3 separate regions of the Homo sapiens genome follow, and regions 1 and 3 are each linked to region 2. A link is a loop called in an ENCODE intact Hi-C map of the cell type or tissue named here. Cell type or tissue: PC-3. All regions are shown on one strand.

The links. Peaks named below come from ENCODE experiments on the same cell type or tissue, not always from the same donor. Only the 100,000 strongest peaks of a DNase experiment are listed, where the experiment ranks them.
Region 1: it touches region 2 in a loop (3-fold over the local background); 1 of 110 quality-filtered maps calls a loop at or near these places.
Region 3: it touches region 2 in a loop (6-fold over the local background); 1 of 110 quality-filtered maps calls a loop at or near these places.

The regions. Positions count from the first base shown.
Region 1 is chr13:95,000,958-95,003,457 of GRCh38, forward strand. No RefSeq gene overlaps it. Among named protein-coding and RNA genes, the nearest start is that of LINC00557, 42 kb to the left of the region's middle. In PC-3, a CTCF peak has its summit at 1,367 (motif pointing right); no DNase peak of the experiment used is centred here.
Region 2 is chr13:95,099,695-95,102,194 of GRCh38, forward strand. All of the region lies in intron 20 of ABCC4 (ATP binding cassette subfamily C member 4 (PEL blood group)), which reads right to left. Among named protein-coding and RNA genes, the nearest start is that of SNORD13G, 110 kb to the right of the region's middle. In PC-3, no CTCF peak of the experiment used is centred here; DNase peaks (open chromatin) are centred at 107 and 1,047; H3K4me3 peaks cover 1,127 bases; H3K27ac peaks cover 2,500 bases.
Region 3 is chr13:95,019,468-95,021,967 of GRCh38, forward strand. ABCC4 (ATP binding cassette subfamily C member 4 (PEL blood group)) reads right to left here. Exons shown (of 31, transcript NM_005845.5): 31 at 368-2,215. The coding sequence ends at 2,108. Among named protein-coding and RNA genes, the nearest start is that of LINC00557, 61 kb to the left of the region's middle. In PC-3, no CTCF peak of the experiment used is centred here; a DNase peak (open chromatin) is centred at 1,044; H3K4me3 peaks cover 829 bases; H3K27ac peaks cover 2,500 bases.

The sequences.
Region 1 (2,500 bases), 99 kb before region 2:
AAGAGGCTGAGGCAGAAGAATCACTTGAACCCGGGATGCAGAGGTTGCAGTGAGCCGAGATCGTGCCATTGCACTCTAGCCTGAACATTGAAAGTTGGTGAATTTCATTTTATATAACACATGCCTTAATAATCCCGAGTAGCTGGGATTGCAGGCATGCGCCACCACGCCCAGCTAATTTTGTATTTTTAGTAGAGATGGGGTTTCTCCGTGTTGGTCAGGCTGGTCTCGAACTCCCAACCTCAGGTGATCCACCCGCCTCGGCCTCCCAAAGTGCTGGGATTACAGATAGCAGCCACTGGTGCCCGGCCATTTTCTCCCCTTTTTTTGTCTCTCCTCCTTAGAATTTGTCATCAGCCACTATGAAAGGCTAAAATAATAATTCTACACCAAGACCATATTTGTCCAACTGACATGGCAGTCCTGGTTTTGGAAAGTCTGTAACTCCCTAGTCCTACAGAATTTTGTCCCCATGCCCATTGCCTCCATCTCTTAACTAGTGTCTGGCCCCCATCTCTCCCCATTTAGATCCATTCTCCATACATGCCAACATTACCTTTCTAAAAACCAAGTCTGATCATGTCAATTTTAGGTTTAAAAGTTAAACCTTTTGCTTGATTTCCCCCACTGTTAAAGATAAAGTTGTGTGTTGTGCCAGTTAGAATTCTTAACAAAAATTCTTAATTCTGTCTTCTAGCCTCATCTGCCGCCTTCCATCATGGACCCTCTGTTCCTTAACAGTGCATTGCCTGTTTCTAGGTTTTTGCCGTGTTCTTCCTCCTTTCCAATATGCCCTCCCTGCCATTCCCTTCCTTCCCATGTGCTGTCTGGCTTGGGCCCCTACTGCTCCTCTCTGAGCAAGGGGATGAGATTCCTCTGATGGTTTGGGTCAGTAGTTCTCAACTCTGATCAGAATCACCCCTTATTCCAGAGATCCCAAGTCAATAGATACAGGAGTGGCTGCACGTGAGAGAATTTCTTGAAGTTCCCAGCTGATTCTAATGTGCAGCCAGGTTTGTGAACCACTGGCCTCAGCCCATTCAAGACAAGTTGCAGCCACTGGTTGGGAGAGCAAGGGGTGGATGGATGTTGGAAAGGCAGACACAGTTCCCTCCACTAGTACCAGGATGCCTGTACCACTGGGCTTTATTAATAGGGCAAATGCCCCTGGAGGAGAGCCGCCCTGAATTCGTTAATATTTTAAAGTGAAATTGTAGTCTATGAATCCCATTTCCTATGTGAATTTGAAAAACAACACTACATGTTTTCTAGACATTCCATTTGGTTTAGTCTACAGGTGATGCCTGGTGAGCATATTTATCGAGGGGATGCTTCCGTCTCCACAGTTCTTTGCGGCTTTTGTCCACTAGATGGGAACCAACTGCCAATCTCCCTTGGCCTCCTGTAGAGATAAGGGATGGACCATCATAGTAGGTAAATGAGTGATCAGTCCACCTTCCTTGCAGCGCCCAGAGTCCCAGAAGGTTACCTGTGATTTTATGTGTGCACACACACACATGTACACACACAGGGCTGCCCTGGGTGCCTGCGGCTAACACGAGGGAAGGCGCTCAGGAGCCCACGAACCGCACGAGTGGGGAGTGGCGGCCAGGAGGGAACCAGGCAGCATCAGGCCCACTTTTGTGGGAGGACTGGATCCCTTTAAACTCTATCCAGGCCTGCCTTGCCACCTATTCCCTGCGCGCTTCATTTTCTTTTCTTGCGATCGGTGAACTAACAGGGTGCAGATGCAAAAAAAAAAAAAAAAAAAAAAAAAAAAAAAAAAAAAAAAAAAAGAAAAAGAAAAAAAAATTCTAGAAAATCCCACCCAGGCACGTCCCTGGTCAGGACTTTAGACCCGGTGGCTACCACGTGGCCATGGCTAGCTGTGTCCACACGGCCCCTCCGAAGCGCCTTGGCCCCAGCTGCACTCTCCTCGCCCCCTTCCTCCCAGTGGGAACGAGCCAGCCAGCGAGCCCTCTCCCCACGGGTGGCGCCCGCACCCCTCCTTGCCCCCGGGCCCCGGCCTGTGATCGCTTTCCAGGGGGCAGGCGAGCTCCCGGGCCGGCGGCAGAGGGCGGGCGCCTGTGATCCGTGGCCAGGGAGCGCGTGCGCGCCGAGCATCTGGGGGCGCCCTCCTGTGATCCCCCGCCAGGCCCAGCTCTGTGGCAGAGGCCGTACACTCGGCCTCCCGCCCGGCCCGGGGCCCGACGCTCCCGCGGAAAGCGGCCCGGGGCAGAGGATCGGGGAACCGGGCTCAGCCCGGTGACTGTGGCCCGGCGAAGTCCCCCCGGAAGCCTCGCGCGTCCACCTGCACCCAGCCCCTGACCTTCCCAGCGGGGAGCTTCAATGACCACTCGCTTCCCACGGAACCAGGGGGCACTGGGCCGCATGCCACAGAACAATCCCCTTGGGGCTGCTCGTCATATGCCCAAGAAAAAAAAGACATGTGTGGTATCTTTTCCTTGCGGAGCATGCGCCCCCTTGGAGTGGAAGACCT
Region 2 (2,500 bases):
CCTGATCCATGTTTGATACGTGTCCCATAGGTGGCTGGCCCTTTGCTGCGATGCACAAGCGGCACTATCGGCTTCATGACTCAACGCAAATGAGAGAGAACACTAAGTCAATGAACCCAGGGAAAGGGCTGAAAGAAAACAAGTGAGTCACAAAACTCACAAGTAGAACAGATTACACTTACCCATGCCCCACATCAGATGGAAGTGATACATCCATATAGAAAATAGTGACTGCAAGATTTTAATAAAACTCAGGCAAGTTCTCCAGTCCAAACCTTTTTTTGTTCATCTTATCAAGAAAACTCAGTAGGTATACAGACAAAAATGAATGTAATCAATCAAGAATAGCATAGAGAGAATTTAAAGGTCCTCAATTAAGTAAACATTTGGCCATTTTCCTCTCCTGGGTAATAGCTGTCCATTTTATCATTACTAAGGATGCAAAATGACAAGAAGAGAAAGCACCACGAATGGCCACTATTGTTTTGCAATGGACATCATCCAATATGCCAGAATGGAAAGTTCTATGCTCTGCTGAATACCACCAGACTTGATAAAAATGAGACTCTTAATTTTTTTCTTTAGGTCTTAATTAGCTTCTTGTTAAACTACAAACATTATCATTGGAACACACATGCTGGGAAAAATTGGAACACTGGTTGCCAGCCTGGGAAGCCTGGGAGGGTCCCCAGTGATTAACTGTCACCACACTAATGGTGACAGTACTGCTTTCTACATGTGCTATCACACTGGAAAAAACCCAACCATTGCATCTTTCATTAAAAAAGAAAAGGTAAAGGAATTGTTAGAGTGGGCCTGTGTGAATCCTATCATCCTGATCTCAGAAATCCAGGGGTCAAGAGTTGGCAAATATTTCCAGTAACTCATGTCATCAACTGCCCTGTCTATTAACAAGGAAATCCACTTTAATGTGGCAGTTGGCATGAATCATTATCTCTAGGGCTGGCATTTTCACAGACTAGTCCATCCTTGTAAATGCAGTGACTAAAACTCTTTTGTTGACTTTGAAAGCATGAGAACGCCGTGATTCAGTTAAAATGGATGAGTTTACTTTTGAAAGACTCAGTAAAACAGAGATCTTTCAAATGACGGCAAGGCGACCTAACTAACGATCTCTTTTGTCCAATGGGGATTTGAGGGTAGGAGTTGGGGGAAGGGGTGAACAAACCTCAGAAATCTCAAAATGACAAAGTCATTGTTCAGTGTGCTTTCTACACACTTTCCCTGACATCTCTACACAATGAAATGTAAGGGTCAGTGGTACTGAGACAAGTCAAGGCAGTTCCACTCTTTTGCTTCTATAAAAGCGAGTGACCCAACCTATTATACTCAAGTCTTAGGATGGCTTTGTTCTCCACATCCAGATGCAGCAGCTTTTTCTCCTGCCCCTCATCCTGCCCTCCCACCCCCCTAGGGAAGAAATGACTGAGGACACCTCCTTCACATTTTCTTTTTCTTGGGCATTTCACTTCATAAAGCTGCAGTCAATGTGTTTTGTTTGTGGGAGGAGGGACTGGCACATTCAGTGGTGGTCTCCACTGCTGCCTGCATTGGTGGCTCAAGTAGCCTCAGGACTAGTCCTTTGTGTTCCATGAAAGGATATGAAAAGTCAGTTATTTAAGCTCAGTCAAGCTGCTGATTTTTTTTTTTTTTTAGATGAGGGGTGTGTAGGGAAGAAAGGTTTTGCAATTCCGTGTGCCTCAATATATTACAGTATTTTGCTGAGTGCAGCTGTGTGCAAGTTAGCACACTCGGAGCACTCCCAAATTTAAACAGAAAAAATTAAAATGCCTAAATCCAACCTCTGCATCTTATCTTCATTTTTCATTTGTTTTTTTCTAGTAGGAAGACTTCTTAGAGGCAAAGATTTTAGCTAGCAGAAGTCTAGATAACTCAGACTCTACACTCAATGTTATCAAGGGCCAAGGAAGTTTCAGCAATATTATGAAAATTACGTTATTATGAGATATTTAGTGCTCACTGGTTTATTCTGAAAACAACTGATTTTGATACTGTGGTTCCAGAAGAGAAAATAGCCATTAAAGCCTTCAGGGATAATAAACCTAATATCTGGAATACAAACTCATGTCCTAATACTTATGGGTCTGGTAACTGTCTGACAATTACCTTAATGCAGCATAATGTCATTGTCAGGCTATTTCTCCCACTTAAAAATATACGTAGTATTTAAAAAGTACCTTTTATTTAGTGAGCTTAGATGTTATGCTAAGAATGTTATTGAAATGACTTCATTTTATCCTCACAATAACCCTCATGGAATAGGTAGAATTTTCTCCATTTTACAGAGACGTAGCATGTGGCTTTGTGAGGAAAGAGAAGGTAAGCGGTAGAGCTAGGAGTCAAACTTAAGAAGGATGATTCCAAGCCTCTCCCATTCCATCCTACACTACACTTGAAATTTTTTATTATTATTTTTTGGTTCTTTTGAGTCTGGGTCTGGCTCTGTTGCTCAGGCTGG
Region 3 (2,500 bases), 80 kb before region 2:
AGTGATTTCAGCGTAACAGCGGTAGATGTTTCTTGTTAGTTTTGGACAAAGTCACCTTAAAAACCAAAACCAAAAGCAAAAACCTCAACCATTTAATACTGCTCAAGCCTGAGGCATAAGCTAATACTCTTTCTTCCTAGAATGGTGCAAATGGACTTGCTTAAATAGCAACTGCTTCAAACTGTCTGAAACCCACTGAAATCTACCCGTTAGAATACTTGGTACACCTAATTTGCCAAGAGAACCGGTTGATGATAGAAGGTATCCTTTGATACTGTATTTTTCGATCTCAGGAAAACTCACTGGCATTCATCAGCAAGAACATGAGTCAGGAATCCCTTGAAGCACAGAAATACAGATCTCTGAATGGAGATGAAAACTATCATTTATTTCAATTGAATTTAGTTTCATTAAAAAATTCTATGATAACATTAAAACAGAAACAGGACGTTTATATGACTGTCTTTAACCTCAAAAGTCCAAATAAACATATAGACATTTTGAATATAGCTATCGTTTTAACAAACCTCATTATGATCACTGATGCAATTTCAGTCACCTAAAATACGAACCATGACTATTAATAAACATTTACTGTGTGTGGTTTGTTGGACTGAACATTAACCATACGTGTATTTCTAAGTACTAGGAGTTGAACAGCTACTACGGTCAATGTATTTTGGCAGTTAGCTGTGTGTGGTGTGTGCTTTTTAAGGCTTCACTCAATAAAACATCTGTTGCTCTCTGCTGATGAGCAAAAAACTTGCTATACGAAGGACAAATATATGTATACAAACAAATGCACACGTGTGCATGTCTATATACATATATGCAATTTCAGGGAGGTGACACCTTATTCTGAGAGGTCATGAGACTCCACTTCAAACCATAATAGTAAAACCTTTAGTAAACTGAACTCAACATATTACAGCCACCATCATCAGGAAAAATTAAAGACTCATAGTTCAAATAAAGTACAAAAGGTCCCAGGAAGTATTGTGGTTTGTTGATTCATTCAACAGAAAGCCCAAATGACAATGCTATTAGTGGTCAGGAGTAAACTAACCTGGACAGGCTCATGAAAATGAACCCCTGGATGCATCCTGAGAACGTACTGCATAATTATAGTCAATGCTTGCAATAATTTTCAGTTTGTCTCATCACGTTAGCAGAGCCTATTCATGCAATTTAGAAAGGATTTCAATACAGCCCAAACCAAAAGGCTTACAGTCAACAGAGGGTTAGCCTTCCATAAATGAGAAATCCAAAAAAGAATAATGCCACGTATTTCAGGAATGTCGGTTAGAGGTTTGGCCTTCTTGGGAAGTGTCACAATGCTGAGTCTAAAACTGCAACAGTTACCGTGTCCAAGTCATGCAACTCTAAAGGAGGATGGACGGTCACATTTGTGTCCTTCAGTATCAAAGCACCTTTAAGGGCTTCCATTTTGAGAAAGTAGTATTTTCTCTTCCTTCTCTTTTAGAACATATGATAAAATATTGCCCTTCTATCCTTTAACCATGTATCCATTTTTTTTTTTGATGGGGAGTAAGGGGTACACACTCCCTACTACAATGTCACAAACTTTTTCTTTTTGTTGTTCCTATTGGTTGTAACTGTACTATTTTCTAACAAGAAGCCTTCAGGGGAAATAATGGATCCTAGTTATGTCAAAGAAAACAATGAGACAAAATGGCAACTTCACAGTCTTCAAGTAAATAGAATCCCTGATATAAATGGAAATTAACATGTAATTTTGGGGGCAATAAAAACAACAACAAAAACCTGTGACAACTTTGTCCTACTCCTTTAAAAATGAGCTTTGACTCTGTAGTCTCTTAAGGCACAAAACCTGATAGACGGCATTTAACTGGTGGCCTGCACCTCTGATTTGGATTTTAAAAAACAACTATTGACATTTAAATAAAAATAAACCATTTTGTTAGAGCTGGAGATCCTTGGATAAGTTGGGAGAAATATTCAAATGAACTAGCATCTTGTATGTATAAATATTTGTTGCCAAAGTAAAAAAAAGTACAATGTGGTTTACATAGTCCAAAAACTAGTGGAAAATGCCTTCGGAACGGACTTGACATTTTGGTTGGATTCACAGTGCTGTCTCGAAAATAGTTAAGGTCGAGGGCTGTCCATTGGAAGTGTTTGTAACCATGTGGTCAGTGTGACCAATATGTGGATAATTTCTTTTGAAGTATACCTAGAAAAAAAAAAGGTAAGCATAAAAAGAATGTTTCAAAATTTTAAAGTCTCCTCCCTGAAACAATGCACTTCTGTGTCTACTTCTTCATGTGAAGCAAATCATATCCCTCACTGAGGCACAATTTAAGAACAGGGATGAATCTACTGTACAGAGAAATTAGCCCCACTAAAACCCTCAGCAGGGCTGGGCTGAATGCCAAACAACCTGTAGATCCATTTTAGTTCCGATCACTCTGATTCATAGATATGTTTTATCTCTGTATTAAATTGATAAGCGGAATCA